2 separate regions of the Homo sapiens genome follow, and region 1 is linked to region 2. The links are chromatin loops, found by intact Hi-C in ENCODE. Cell type or tissue: PC-3. All regions are shown on one strand. Links, peaks and the distances in the headings refer to the core of each region. The heading gives the core; the rest is flanking DNA. Region 1 overlaps SNTB2 (syntrophin beta 2). Region 2 overlaps UTP4 (UTP4 small subunit processome component).

Evidence for each region. A loop is a pair of places that touch in the nucleus more often than their neighbours do. Peaks named below come from ENCODE experiments on the same cell type or tissue, not always from the same donor. Only the 100,000 strongest peaks of a DNase experiment are listed, where the experiment ranks them.
Region 1: it touches region 2 in a loop (2.5-fold over the local background); 1 of 110 quality-filtered maps calls a loop at or near these places.

The regions. Positions count from the first base shown.
Region 1 is chr16:69,215,324-69,219,721 of GRCh38, forward strand. The region is part of intron 1 of SNTB2 (syntrophin beta 2); the gene reads left to right. Among named protein-coding and RNA genes, the nearest start is that of SNTB2, 30 kb to the left of the region's middle. In PC-3, for the core only: no CTCF peak of the experiment used is centred there; a DNase peak (open chromatin) is centred at 2,368; H3K4me3 peaks cover 754 bases; H3K27ac peaks cover 2,321 bases.
Region 2 is chr16:69,165,191-69,169,588 of GRCh38, forward strand. It overlaps UTP4 (UTP4 small subunit processome component), which reads left to right. Exons shown (of 17, transcript NM_032830.3): 15 at 151-336; 16 at 1,885-1,995; 17 at 3,631-3,831. The coding sequence ends at 3,747. Among named protein-coding and RNA genes, the nearest start is that of SNTB2, 20 kb to the right of the region's middle. In PC-3, for the core only: no CTCF peak of the experiment used is centred there; DNase peaks (open chromatin) are centred at 1,321 and 2,061; H3K4me3 peaks cover 765 bases; H3K27ac peaks cover 3,047 bases.

The DNA of each region.
Region 1 (4,398 bases), core at 203-4,202, 50 kb after region 2:
GTAGGAATTCAAGGCTGTAGGATTGTGCCACTGCATTTCAGCCTAAGTGACAAAGATTGTCTCTAAAAATAAAAAAAGAAAAGTGAGATGTTTCCTATTAAAGAAGCCATTATGGTTCATACGTGTATGTTCTCCTACTCATTCCAGGTACTTCTTTGCATTGTTACTGAGATAATGTTTGTTTACCATTCTTCTGCTTCCAGGATTTCCACCAACAGAAACTAAAAACTTAATTATTAAATTAGAGCACTGGGGCGTTTTAAAGATTTGTGGATGTGTGTGCGGTACCAAAGCTATTATAACTTGAATTTTCAGCTTTTTTCTGGCCTTTATGATGTTAGTGTGACAGGTTCATATATTTAAGAAGGTGCTGAGAGGAACATGTTTCTTTAGAGTCCTGGCTTGCTTTATGCGCTTTATCTCATTAACCCTCACAGCAGTTCTATTGCATGCATAGATCAGATACAGAAAGGCTCAGAGGTTTTTCTTTTGTTTTTGATACAGGGTCCTGATCTGTCACCCAGGCTGGAGTGCAGTGGCGTGATCACAGCTCACTGCAGCCTCAAACTCTCAGGCTCAAGTGATCCTTGCACCTCAGCCTCCTGAGTAGCTAGGACCACCGGTATGCACCACTGTGCCTGGCTAATTAAAAAGAAAAAAATTTGTAGAGATGAGGGTGGGGAGGTCTTACCATGTTACCCAGGCTGGTCCTGAACTTCTGGGCTCAAGCCGTCCTCTGTCCTCGGCCTCACAAAATACAGGGATTAACAGACAGGAGCCACTGCACCCAGCCCATTATGTATATAAGATAATACTTCTTGGAAGGAGGTTCTAATTATTTTGTTAATTCATTCAGTAAACACTTACTGAGCTCCTGCTCTTTACCATGTACTCTGTCAATTTCTGAAATCCATGAAAATGTCAAGTTCTGCTGAATTAGGTAATAATGGTAATACCTGAAATTTGTATGGCTTTCACAATTTTTAAAATTATTTTTCACAAGTTAATTCACTTAATCTTCATAATAATTCCCTAAGGATAGGTATTATGATTTTATATATAAAGAAATTGAAATCAGGCTGGGCATGGTGGCTCACGCCTATAATCCCAGTACTTTGGGAGGCCACGGTGGGAGGATTGCATGAGATCAGGAGTTCAAGACCAGTCTGGGCAACGTGATGAAATCCCACCTCTACAATTAAAAAAAAAAAAAAATTAGCTGAGCATGGTGTGCACCTATAGTTTCAGCTACTCAGGAGGCTGAGATGGGAAGATCGCTTATACATGGGAAGTCACAGCTGCATTGAGCTGTGATTGCACCATTGTACTCCAGCCCCATGGGTGACAGAGTGAGACCCTGCCCCCCCCCCAAAAAAAAATAGAAGTAATGGAATTAAACCACTTACATGGATGTAAGCTCTGAAGGGATGGACATATGGGAAGCACAATCTCTTCTAAAAAGTAATAACCTTCTTTTGAAAAATAGTATTCTTCTCTGGTGCCATTTATCTACTTTTAGTTTGGCTGGGGTTGCTGTGCCACTTTTCTAACCATGCTCTTCCCCTGTCATTGCTGCAAAGCCCATGAGTGGGAAGGAGAGTGTGGCTATGACTGTCCAGGCTCCTTAGTACTTCCAATGGCTCAAAAACGACCATTTGCTTCTGGAGTGGGAAGCCTACTGACTTAAATATTGATCCCTGATCATTTTTTTTTTAAAGTCTGGATATCTGACATAGAAAAAGTGAGTTATTTCTGAGTGAAAAGACTGTGGCCTGAATCTTTACAGTACGTTAACGGTAAAGTAATAAAATGTAGCCTTCTGTTAGATTATTAGCCAAGGCATATGTTTGGCCTTTCTTTTTCCTTTTTTCCCATTTTTAAAACATGAATTAAAATGCTCACTCACTGGGGAGGCCGAGGTGGGCAGATTACTTGAGCCCAGGAGTTCGTGACCAGCCTGGGCAACATGGTGAAACCCTGTCTCTACAAAAAATACAAAAATTAGCCGAACATTGTGGCATGCACCTGTAATCCCAGGTACTTGGGAGGCTGAGGTGGAAGGATTGCTTGAACCCAGGACATTGAGGCTGTAGTGACTGTGATTGAGCCACTGCACTCCAGCCTGGATAATAGAGCAAGACCCTGTCTCAAAAAAATAAAATTAAAAATTTTAAAATGCTCACTTACTCTCATAACTGGTGAGACTTTTGTGTTAATCTTAGATAAAAGCTGACTACTTCAGTTTTTAACTATAAAGACCCAGTGAGCAAGCTTGAGTTCTGACTCATTTGTACTGGCTGCTGAGTAATCTATACAAATAGTGCTTTATGATTTTATGCTATCTTAAAAAAACAAATGGAAGATTGGAGATAAATTCAGGAGCAGATGACAAGGGTTTTTAGCCATGGCTTTGCCGTAGGCTGGCTGTGACTTAGAAGAAGTTTTCTGATTTCTTTAGGCCTCAGATTTCTTAGGTTTCAGTTTAAATATCTTTATAAATAAGCATGTTGTAGGAGTCTCTCAACTTATCCTGGTTGAGAGAGCTGCCTGAAAAAAAATTTTTTTTAGGTAAAAATGAACATGTTGGACTGAATTATTACTGAGGTCTCCTGTAGCTCTGAAATTCTGTTATCTATTGTCTTTGTGCACAGGACACTTTGTGTGTGTGGTGGCAGGTGGTAAACACAATACACTTGGAGTTAATAGTTATTTCATTAATCTTCTCTAAGTATGGTAATTTAACTAGGCTATATTTGGGTATAGCTCTATAATTCATGTATATGTATTATAGTGGTGAATCTTTCTTCTTTCCTAGAATAATCTCCAGGAGAGAGAGGAGGATTTAGCATGCATAAAGATAAATATAATCACAGGATAAGCATGCTTACTGATTATAGGAAGCTAATATTAACACATATTGGCTGTCAGTTGCAAGGGCAAACTTCCACATATCCAAAGCTGCTCTATAGTATTAACTTAATATTACTTGACAAGAATATTTGTCATGGAATTTTGGAATTAAATGTAGATAGTTCTAAAATGACAGTATTCTTTGATGTTTTCAAAGCATTGATGGTTCCATTTTCTTTTCTTCTTCTTCTTTTTTTTTTTTTCTTGAGATGGAGTATCACTTTGTTGCCCAGGCTGGAGTGCAGTGGCACGATCTCGGCTCACTGCAAGCTCTGCCTCCCAGGTTCACGCCATTCTCCTGCCTCAGCCTCACGAGTAGCTGGGATTACAGGCGCCTGCCACCACACCCGGCTAATGTTTTGTATTTTTAGTAGAGACGGGGTTTCACTGTGTTAGCCAGGATGGTCTTGATCTCCTGACCTCGTGATCCACCTGCCTCGGCCTCCCAAAGTGCTGGGATTACAGGCATGAGTCACTGTGCCTGGCCTGTTACAAACAATTTTTTAAAATCTCAAATCATAAGAGGTCTGAAGGTAGACTCTTTTAGGACTGATGCAGCACTCTATGATAATCATGTTTGTTCTGTTATTCATAATAAGGTTGTTTATCTCATGATTGCAACTCCAGACATCTTATCCAAAGCTGCCTTGAGGCATAAATTCAAAGCAGGAAGAAGGGGAAAGGGAAAGATACTGGTTGGGTCTGTCCTCTTTATCAAGAAAAGCTTTCCCAGATGCCCCTTACAGATTTTAGCTTACATCTTGTTGGCCATAACTAGTGGAATGGTTACCAGTAACTGCAAGGGGCATTGGAGAAGTGAGTATTTAACTTTATGGTGAAGATAGATAGGAGAGAGAGGAGGATTGGGAGTGGGTATTGGATTAGCCATCCAAGTGTCTAATACATACTTGTTAAGTTTGCAGTACCTGTAAGACATCAGGTCTGGTTCAGGAACTTTTCATTGTTTAGCCATAAATACCATATTATGAACCATGGAACTACAGTTGATTGATATTAGGAAAGATTAAATAACCTAAGGAAAATTAGATCAGGACCATCAAGGGCCATCATGGAAGAGCTGGGGAATAGGGAGATGTTAATTTAATGGCTGGATCACTGGAGATGTCAACTCAAAGAACATTCTAATATATCTCTGGAATATGAGGCAGTCCCTCCAAAGGCAGAACAAATAGTATTGCAGAATGTGATGATTTATGTTTAGCTGAGAATCTTAAGTGCATGTAATGGCAGTTAATAGTCATTACTACACATATGATTAGAATACAAGCCTAGAGACTAAATAATTTGCTCAAGTCCATGCTATGAGTCAGTAATAGTGCAAGAGGGGGAAAGAAAATAACTCAGTTCTCTGAGGCAGTGAATATGATTCTAGTATATTTAAAAAGTCCGTCTCATTTGGTTGTAAATTTCTTCAATTATTTAATAGTTTGTACGCAATAGTCATAGAAACCAGATTTTATTTTATTT
Region 2 (4,398 bases), core at 127-4,126:
TCTCAAAAAAAAAAAAAAGTGTTGGGAGAGCATAGAATGAATATAATACAGTTGAAGCTTTGTATAGATACTTTCTGGTTAGGGATGAGAATGCCCTTCTGGTCTTTCTGAGTACCAGCCTGCATTTCTCTATGTCATGTCCTCCCTCAGGTATTTGAGTACAGCATCCCAGACAAACAGTATACAGATTGGAGCCGGACTGTCCAGAAGCAGGGCTTTCACCACCTTTGGCTCCAAAGGGATACTCCTATCACACACATCAGTTTTCATCCCAAGAGACCGATGCACATCCTTCTCCATGATGCCTACATGTTCTGCATCATTGACAAGTCATTGGTGAGTTCTTCACTGCTACCTCCCAAATCTTCTTCTGAATCTTAAAGTTCTAAAAGCAACAAGTACAATAAGGTAAGAGGACAGAGACTCAGAATAAAGGTAGCTAGTAAATCAGAATACAGGTAGCTAGTACATTTCTTGGAGGAGAGGGGCTTTTGTTTTACAGATTCCCTGGTTTGTGTTCCCACAGTTCTTCGGGAGGCTCTCGGGGAAGGGGCTGGCCTTTGTATACTGGCTTTTGCTGATTTGACTATTTGTCTACTTTGCGAGTAAGCACATAAATCTTACACAGAAAAGTGATTAGGCCAGTATTCGGAAGGTGACCCTCATCCGGAAGTATCATTGATTTGGCTAACTTGCTTTCAACTTTGAACTCTGGGGTATCTGAATAACCTGGTTTCATTAAAGGAGGTACAGGCTGAGGTTTTGACCTCTGTGCCCCTTCGCTAAAGCTACTAAAACGCTGTCTGCAGGCTTGAGGAACTGGTCTTAACATCTTCGAAAAACCCAGCTAGGAAAATTCTTCATGGCTGTGATTTACATGGGATACGAGCATTTTCTTCAGTTTTAGATTCTGTCCTCTTTGCCAGCTGCTGTTTTGATTCACCCTGAATTTGTATGGCTTTTCTGGGCAGGTGCTTTGTTTCCTAGGAGCATTGTGGCCATGCCTGTCCTGCACTTTGGGCTTAGATTACAACCATCACACGGTGTTTTGGTGTGTTTGTGAAGGTGGGGGTGGAAGGAACATGGGGGAAAGCAGCAGATGGCTCTAAAGGAGGTGTGCACGGGGATGTGTCACTGGAATCATCTCGTGGGCCCTGCGACCTCTGGGTGTGGGAAGCAGAGCTGGCTGACAAGTGCCTTCTGCAAGATGAGTGATACAGGAAGGGCCCCTCCCACTCTCTTGCCTCTTTGTAATTGAGCCCAGATCATTTTTTCCAAAGCATTGGCTTTAAGTTCATCGCTTCCTTACAGTAGGCATAGCTATTTCCCAGGAAGTCAGAGACAAAATATCATTTCTTTGGCCAGAGGCCACCTCGAGGTGTCAGTGACATCAGCACAGGTGGTTTGTGTTGAGGTTTCGCCTGGGGAGAACTCCAGTCACTTGTCCAGTCTGTGATCTGGTTGGGGGAGAGTCTAGAAAGCACAGACCCTGTGTGGGCTGAGCTCCTGCACTTGCCAGTTTGTTCCATTCTGACAAAGTGATACTGATGAGACAGGCCAGAAGCCGCAGAAGGGCCCTTTGATCTTGCTGCATGGAGTTAACAAGCTCTCTTTGCCTCATACACCCACCCTCTACAGTGTGGCTGCAAGAGTAGCTTCAGCTCTTTCTCCCTCTCTCTCCTTTTCTTCTTTTTTTCCCCCCTAGTTTTTCTGAATAGAGGTATTATGGCTACAGCTGTTTTCCCGAATTAACGAATGTCAGGGAGGTACTGAATATATATGATGGTTAGAAGATGATGTTGGGCTCAAAATGCACTACAGATCTTTGGTCTGCAGAAGCCCAATAAAAGTAACCATTTAAACAATGTGTCTTTGTTTTTTTAGCCCCTTCCAAATGACAAAACCTTACTCTACAATCCATTTCCTCCCACGAATGAATCAGATGTCATCCGGAGGCGCACAGCTCATGCTTTTAAAATTTCTAAGATATATAAGGTAAAACATCTTGTGTTGTTATTCTGGATAGTTGGTTCCTTTGTGATACCAAAATGTAATAAACTCCACAATCGGAAGATAAGAGCACCTTCAGTTTCCATGCAGAGAACCTGGCTTGTGGGAGACAAGTCACCTTTTTGAGGCTGGCTGTCCCTTGTATATGTTTTATTGTTCTTGCCTTAGTAGGTTAGAGGCAGGCACATCATACTTAACCAAAATGAAATGCGTAAGTAGTGAGAAATGTTGGCGCTGAGGGTAGAGTCTTTGTTGTCATGAGAGCTGGCTTTAAATTTTACTTGTTGGAGTGTTCCATAGGATAAATGTCAAGCAGGCTGGGCTTGGTAGCTCATACCTGTAATCCCAGCACTTTGGGAGGCCAAGGCAGGTGGATCTCCTCAGCCCAGGAATTCAAAACCAGCCTGGGCACCATGGTGAAACCCCATCACTATTAACAAAAAAAAAAAAAGGAGAGTTCTGTAAATTACTGATTACTCAAATGACTCAAATGTGATTAGCTTCTTGATGCATTTGTAGCTTGCCAGTTGTCAGTTGCCTTAGGCTGGGTATGGTGATTCACGCCTGTAATCTCAGTACTTTAGGAGGTTGAGGCTGGAGTTCAAGACCAGTCTGGGCAACATAGTGAGACCCTGTCTCTACAAAAAAAAAAAAAATATAAAAATTAGCTAGGTGTGGTGGAGCATGCCTGTAGTCCCAGCTGCTCAAGAGGCTGAGATGGGAGGATAGCTTGTGCTCAGGAGTTCAAGGCTGCGGTGAGTATGATTGCACCACTGCACTCCAGGCTGGGTAACATCGAGATTCTGTCTGAGAAAAAAAAGAACTTAGGCTTTAAAGTCCTTGCTTAACATTGATTCTTGAGATATAAGAAGCATAGATTTTCTATCCAGAGAAATGTAAAAAAATCCTGCTGAGACCTTTTATGAGTGAACTTAGTTAAAAGCTCCCAATCTTGGCCGGGCGCAGTGGCTCACGCCTGTAATCCCAGCACTTTGGGAGGCCAAGGTGGGCGGATCACGAGTTCAGGAGATCGAGACCATCCTGGCTAACACGGTGAAACCCCATCTCTACTAAAAATACAAAAAATTAGCCGGGCGTGGTGGTGGGCACCTGTAGTCCCAGCTACCCGGGAGGCTGAGGCGGGAGAATGGCGTGAACCCGGGAGGCGGAGCTTGCCGTGAGCCGAGATTGCGCCACTGCACTCCAGCCTGGGCGGCAGAGCGAGACTGTCTCAAAAAAAAAAAAAAAAAAAAAAAAGGCTCCCAATCTTGAGCCAGGCGCAGCCGTGCACACCTACCTATTGTCCCAGCTACTCAGGAGACTGAGGCAGGATGATTGCCCAGGAGTTCAGGGCTTCAGTGCACGTTGATCATGTCTATGAATGACCACTGCTCTCCTGCCTAGGCAACATAGCAAGATCTCTAAAAAATAAAAAAAAAAGCTTTTATGCATTCCAACTATTTTGAGTCCCAGGGCAGGAAAGATTGTCAAGAAATTTAAATCATTTGAGCCTTGAACTAGGCTAACCTTTTAGCTTAGATGGTGTCTACCTACAGTCAGTTCTTTCAGGACTAGCCCTGGATCCTAAGTCCTGATAGAATAATTATCATCCCTCTGCAGCCTCTACTCTTCATGGATCTTTTGGATGAAAGAACACTCGTGGCAGTAGAACGGCCTCTGGATGACATCATTGCTCAGCTCCCACCACCCATTAAAAAGAAGAAATTTGGAACCTAAAACAGGGCACTGTCTGTGTCCTTCCTTGAACTGTCTACCCTGTTGCTTTTCACAAATCATGGTAATAAAACAAGTTATTCTTGAGGACTAGTCATTATAAATGTTTTCTTCCAAAATAATGGACAGTCATTTCCCTTCATTGAATGAAAATGAATGGAAATTCCAAATGAGGTATTTGTATTGGGGATAATGTGCTCAGTAGCTACAAACTCATCTAATGTTGATTGAGTCCTGCTTATTCTGTAGGCCGCAATCTCAGAAGAAAAGATATTTGTGTTCTGTTCCCTATTACATGCCTAAGGCTTCAGAGAGCTGATAGCCTTCACTTCCTGCCAGCCCCCAGCCCATGGAACTGCGTAGGAATCTGCCCATCCTCGCCCTGGAGGGCAGAGGACCGTAATTACTTACCCAGGATAGCCTGACCACTAATAACCATAATCAGCCTTAGAGTTCAAGGAAGAATTTCAACTCCAGCATTATAAGGGAGTGCTCCATCTAAAAAATAGATGCCTTTGACCTTTGACAGTCAGCCGTTAATTTTATTTAAAAGTAAAAAAAGCTTGGGTTATCAGTCCCATTAACTGCCTTTTTACCTGTTATGTGCTGGTTTCAAAAGGTATGGAAGGGCCAGGCATGGTGGCTCATGCCTGT